2 separate regions of the Homo sapiens genome follow, and region 2 is linked to region 1. A link is an interaction called in ENCODE POLR2A ChIA-PET data of the cell type or tissue named here. Cell type or tissue: B cell. All regions are shown on one strand. Each heading gives the region's core, and the rest is flanking DNA. Links, peaks and the distances in the headings are about the cores only.

Region 1 (2,896 bases), core at 238-2,737:
CTTTGGGTAAAGATGGGGTGCACCCGTGAGAGCAGTGGTAGATCAGGTCTGTGAGCCACCCTTACTCCTGGGGAATGGCTCAGAGGACTGGTGGACGTGAGGCATGACCCTGGTTTCTTGCCATGCGGTCTAGGAACAGGGACTTTTGACTTCCCATCAGCTCTCCTCTTTGAAAGCACCCTTGACCCTGAACGATTTTGCATGTCTGTAATTTGAATGTCGTGTGGTTACAGGACCCGGTCAGCCCAAGGAGCAGGGGTCCAGCAGCTCTGCGGAGGCATCTGGAACAGAGGAGGAGGAGGAAGTGCCCAGTTTCACCATGGGGCGATGACAATGTTTGCCACAGCCTCTGCCTGGAACCTGGCTCGTGCTGTGACCAGAAGGGAAAGGCGGCTGTTTGGCTCTTTCTCCCCCGCAAGGACCCGCTGACCCGCTGGATGGAGAGCAAAGGAGACCCCTCCCGAGCCGCTCACAGTCCTGTATTTGGCAGGTTTGGGAGCCTGAGGGGCCATCTCCCTGACACTCAGAGGCACTGCCTTGCAGACACCATCCGTGCTCCTGGTAAAGGGGGACAGAGAGCCTCACCTTGCCACATATTTGAACAGTGATGAGTTTGGGGCTGGTTTCTGGGAAGGGAACGTTTATTTAGTAAAGAGCAGAACACCCTTGCGTTTTGTTGGGACATGTGGACCGTGAGTCGCAAACACTCTGGAGAAGGCTGAGATGCCACCATTCCCACGGGGACTGAAGACACATTACGTGGACCTGGTCCCAGGCTCAGTGAGGAGATGGCCTCAGCTGTGGGGCTGGTCCATGTTGCCCACTCACTCCAGTGGGAAGTGGGGACCACGCCATAGAGGGTCTGCTCCCACTGCAGCTCCCGGTGCTCTCGTGTTCTGGGAAGGCCTGGGTGTGTGCACAAGGAGGCCCGGGCCAGGGACTTCACCAGGGGCTGGGTCACAAGGGCACAGGGTGTGTGGAAAGCGCTGTGGGGGAAGAGCCGGTCACCGGAGAGTGAGCAGGCGGAGACTCCAAGCTGGGCTGAGCCAGAGCAGAAGGCGAGGGATTCCCAGCCGGACGGGGGTTCTCTCACCAACAGCTGTGATTTCATCCCGAAGTGGAAGGGGGTCTAAACAGAACAGGCTGAGAGAGGCGGGACTGGGTCAAGTGGGTGGAGCTCCTCCTTGCATGACTGCAACTGTCGGGGCTTTCCGCCGGCTCACAGCAGTTGGGGCCAGCGGGGAGAAGAGAGGCGGAACTGCTGTGTCCTCATGTGGCGCAGCCTCAAACTGGCATCCAGGCACTGGGCCCATGCAGAGAAGGCACCTGCAGAGAGCAGGGCAGCCCGGCGCAGGGGCATGCGCCTAGAATCCCAGCTACTCGGAAGGCCAAGGCAGGAGGACCGCTTGAGTCCAGGGATTCAAGGCCAACCTGGGCAATAGAGCGAGACCCTGTCTCTTAAAAAACGATGATGATGAACACAGAGGACGGGGCACTGTGCTGGGAGCCAGGGGGCCTGGGAGGAGCCGAGACCAGCCTTTTACCTCGGGGTTTTGAGGCCAACAGGGACGACAGAGACAGTTTCTAGTTAGAGCCTTGGCTCCATTTTTGGATGATTTAGCCCCGAGTTCCTGAGTCTATTTTATGCCCCTTACGTACTTTGATAGAACTAAGGAAATAGTGGTTTTGAGTGAAGGGAAAGGAAACCCAGAAACATTTTACGTTGCTTTTACTTCTGTAGTGTAGATTGCCCCGGCCCCTCTCTGAGCCCTGTAGCATCTGTGATAGCTTCTGTCCCTTCATCGGTTCATGTCACAGGGATTTTCTTTCCCAGGAAGCGGACACGGAGAGTCAGCCCTAATAAATGAGCACATGCCCTGGCTGTACATTTTGAAACCTGTTTTTCTCTGTCTGGGACTGGCTGGTTTGTGTTTCGGTTTTAGTTCTCCTATCTTTGGACTGTTGGTTTCCATCCCTCTCCCCACCCCCACATGTGTCACAGCCCCTGCCCTGAGTCTGCAACCTGGAGCTTGTGGGCCGCCTCAGTGCTGGGGAGGGTGCTGGGGCTTGGAGCCTGATGACCTGGCTTTGAATCCTGCCCCTGCCTCTGGTAAGCCAGGGGACTGTCAGCAAGTCCCTTCCTGCCTCTGCCAGCTCACTGGGCCAAGAGAGACAGTCGCCACAGGTGTGTGTTGGGTGGGTGGGCACATGGCGACACAGCAGGATGCCAGGTTGCGGTGGGCTTCACCCCCACGGGGTGCAGGAGATGATATTTAGGCAGGACATGTCCTGTAGCCATTTCTGGCCATTAGTACTAGGTCATCAGGACCTTAAGTTGAGAGATTCTTTCTTCAGGGCATCACTTATTTAGGAAAAGAAGAACAAACAGATGTCATCATTGAGAAAGGATTGGGTGATACTGAGAGCCCCTGCCCTCCCCCCGACAAAAAAAACCACCATTAGGGGAGAATCATGAAGTAATGTCCCTCATTGCTCATGGGTGGGAAGGAGTCTGGAACTGAACACAGAGGTGTAGGTAACAGAATCGTCTCAAACAAACTCACACACAAGAATTCTTATGGCCAGGCGTGGTGAGCTGACGCCTGTAATCCCAGCACTTTGGAAGGCCGAGGCAGGAGGATCGCTTGAGCCCAGGAGTTTGAGACCAGCCTTGGCAACACAGTGAGACCCCATCTCTACAAAAAATTTTAAAATTATCTGGGCGTGATGGTGCGCACCTATAGTCCCAGCTACTTGGGAAGCTGAGGTAGGAGGATCCCTTGAGCCGAGGAGTTGAAGGCTGCAGTGAGCCGTGATCACTCCACTGCACTCCAGCTTGGGTAACACAGTGAGACCCTGTCTCAAAAACAAATATATCTAGGTTCCCTGGTGATGC
Region 2 (2,896 bases), core at 172-2,671, 140 kb before region 1:
AGTGACTGGAGCCTCTCAGGAGCCACGCAAGGCAGACCGGGCAGCCCCAGGCGAGACTCTGAACACGAATAAGCCAGGATCTACGTGCACTTCGAGCTAGTGCAAGGGAGAGCCTCAGGCTAGGCTGTCAGACCTGGGTGGAGCCCTACCAATGCCCCCGAGCCAACATCACCTACCCTGTAAAATGGGATGGTGCTGCCTGCCTCCTGGCTAAGGGACCGGCAACTCCCGGCAGGAATTGCGTCCCAGAGTCAGGTCCCTGGAGCTCCTCTGGGAGGACTGGGGGCAGGGGGTGTGGTTTCCCCAAGAGGTTTTGACTGCCTCTTGAGCTGAAGCCCCCACTACTGTGTCCCACCTTGAACTCTCCCAACCTCTTCCCTCCTGGCCTCCCCACTCCACGCAGGAAGAGGTTGGGAGAGTGACCTAGAACTTTTCAGCTCCAGGAGCTTTGGGAGAGGTCTGGTGGTGGCGGTGGTGGCACTTCTTTTAGGCTAGTGTGGATCAGGGCATTTTTGGGGGTCTCAGAGACAGTTTCCCACCAGCTACTTCCTTAGAGGTCTGTCCTACCAACATACAAGAACAGCCCCACCCCGTGGCAGGCCGGCTTCTGATGCTGCTTGGTTGAATGCTTCTAGGTAATCAAGGGTTAATGCACACGCTTTTCTTTTTACCCTTGTTGTGAAAAATCTGTCTGAAGTTTCTAAATCCCTCTTCCCTACTTAGCGTGAATCTCCTAGGGAGGACTTCTATACAAATACCCAGGGGTGGGCTTCCCTTGGGGGTCTTGGAAGTGGGATCTCCACCCAAGTGATCCTGGGCCTCCCAGGGCTGAGCTTTTGGTTTCAAACTTACTTGTGCCAAGCTAAGGGCATCAGGATCGCCGTTCGTGTCATCTTTACAACAATCCTGTGGGTTTAGTGCTATTATTATCCCCACACACTTAGGGAGGGGAAGTGACTGGCCCAAAGTCCCGCAGTCAACGAGCCAGGCCTCCCAACCACTCCTCTCTGACAAGAGGCTGGCACTTCTTGCCCTGCCTACCCAGCCTGGGTTGCAAGGAATTGGGGGTTTAGGGGCTTCAGGCCTCCTGGCTGCTGTCTTCCCGGGGCTACGCTCATTCTTACTGTCCAAGTGAGGCCAGGGGACTGGTCAGAGCCCTGGGGCCTGGGGAGGTTTCTCTTCCCTGCTCACCTGGCTGGGTGCCGTTTTATGGCTATGCTCTGTCTAGGGGGATAGCAGGTGTGACCCCTCAACACGAGGTCACAGCCCACACCTGTTTGGGCAGAGCAAGGCAGGGCATCGCTGTGTGGGCGTGCAGCATCTTTTGGTTCCTCTGGGTGAAGCAGGGTTTGGGCCCCATTCTCCACATACTTCCGGGCCATCTGAGGGTAGCGCCCACCTGGGGGGTGGGGAGGACAACCAGCCAGGAGCTCACGGTTCGGTGGAAGAGACAGGCCACAGCCATGTGGTGTGGTGGAGGGGCAGGGGGCAAGGGTGGAGGTGGGAAGAGGATCAAGGGGCGTTCCCGAGGCCTCTGTGGGCTTGGGGGCCTGCCTGCTATTGGGGCAGAACAGGGGAAGTAGGCAGTGCCCAGCTGGGTGCTGAGGCTCTGTGCAGAGGACAGGCAGGAGTTGGAGGAAGAGGATGTATTTGAACTTGGATGTGGTGAGTTTGAGGTACCTGGAGATCAGCCAGGCTGGGAGTTGAGCTCAGAGAAAGGCCCAGGGAAGCTTTATTAGCACCTGTAGTCTCCAGAGTTCGGGGATGCTCAGATCTTAGGGGTGCCACCAGAGGTCTCAGGAGGCACTGGTATGAGTGTCCTGGAAAAGCCAGAAGGCAGCTGGGTGGGATGAGTTGGTGAGGGGCACTAAGGGGGTATCCTGCAGGTTTAGGGGGCTGGGCCAGGGCCCATGTGAGAGTTATGACACTGGGGGAGTGGAAGGGGCTGAGTGTCTCAGGCCAAGGCTGGAGATGGGAGGGGGGAACCTCTGCTCTGCAACCCCAGAAAGGCAGGGTGGGGTGGGAGTAACCAGGGCCAGTGCAGCTGGAACCAGCTCAGCCTGTCCTCCACCTGCAGAGCCCATCCAGGAACTGTCCAGCACTGGGTGCTCCTGAAGGAGGCTGAGTCTGCCTCTTGAGCCCACAGGCCCTGGCTTAGCTTGTTGTCCTGGCCCCCACTCCCTGCTTATCTGACCCGCACTTCCTGCAGAGCCCAGCTGTGGATTCCCCCGCCCCCCCACCCAGCCGCTCAGAGTGCCCCATCCTCTAAAGGTGGTCATTTCCTTTCCTGAAACAGGGATTCAGTCTTCCCACTCTGCCCTTGGAAGCGGAGTTCCCCAGAAACAGGTCTCAGAAAGGGACCAGCCTGGAACTTGGCTCCATACCCCCCTTTTTTTTTTTTATTTTTTTGAGACAGAGTCTTGCTCTGTCGACCAGGCTGGAGTGCAGTGGCGTGCAACCTCAGCTCCCTGCAACCTCCGCTCCCTGCAACCTCCACCACCTCTGGGGTTCAAGCAATTCTCATGCCTCAGCCTTCTGAGTAGCTGGGGTTACAGGTGTGCACCACCACGCCTGGCTAATTTTTGTATTTTTAGTAGAGATGGGGTTTCACCGTGTTGGCCAGACTGGTCTCAAACTCCTGACCTCAAGTGATCCGCCCTCCTCGGCCTCCCAAAGTGCTGGGATTACAGGTGTGAGCCACTGCACCCGGCCTCCCCTCTTGTCCATTCTGCAGCCCTGGACCCTCCCACCTGGCGTCTGACACACAGTGGGAGCTCACCACTGCGTGGTGGCCAGAGCATGGTGGGTAGTCACCTCCCTCCCCAGAACCCCATTTCTTCATCTCTGCAATGGAGAAACAACTCTTTCTTACAGGGAAGATGTGAGGGGAGAAGGG

The links. ChIA-PET counts read pairs that join two places held together with the same protein. Peaks named below come from ENCODE experiments on the same cell type or tissue, not always from the same donor. Only the 100,000 strongest peaks of a DNase experiment are listed, where the experiment ranks them.
Region 2: POLR2A ChIA-PET joins it to region 1 with 6 read pairs; 4 of 35 experiments call an interaction of 5 or more read pairs at or near these places.

Annotation. Positions count from the first base shown.
Region 1 is chr7:102,424,781-102,427,676 of GRCh38, forward strand. It overlaps PRKRIP1 (PRKR interacting protein 1), which reads left to right. Exons shown (of 6, transcript NM_024653.4): 6 at 234-1,886. The coding sequence ends at 331. It overlaps LOC100630923 (LOC100289561-PRKRIP1 readthrough), which reads left to right. Exons shown (of 9, transcript NR_038967.1): 9 at 234-1,902. Among named protein-coding and RNA genes, the nearest start is that of ORAI2, 7.3 kb to the right of the region's middle. RefSeq lists enhancers at 784-1,687, 858-1,367, 1,848-2,137. In B cell, for the core only: no CTCF peak of the experiment used is centred there; DNase peaks (open chromatin) are centred at 1,231 and 1,861; H3K4me3 peaks cover 1,853 bases; H3K27ac peaks cover 2,500 bases.
Region 2 is chr7:102,287,853-102,290,748 of GRCh38, forward strand. All of the region lies in intron 1 of SH2B2 (SH2B adaptor protein 2), which reads left to right. Among named protein-coding and RNA genes, the nearest start is that of SH2B2, 2.4 kb to the left of the region's middle. RefSeq lists enhancers at 674-763, 1,434-1,483, 1,674-1,813 and a silencer at 2,164-2,243. In B cell, for the core only: CTCF peaks have their summits at 1,108 and 1,339; DNase peaks (open chromatin) are centred at 589, 1,509 and 2,081; H3K4me3 peaks cover 1,987 bases; H3K27ac peaks cover 1,862 bases.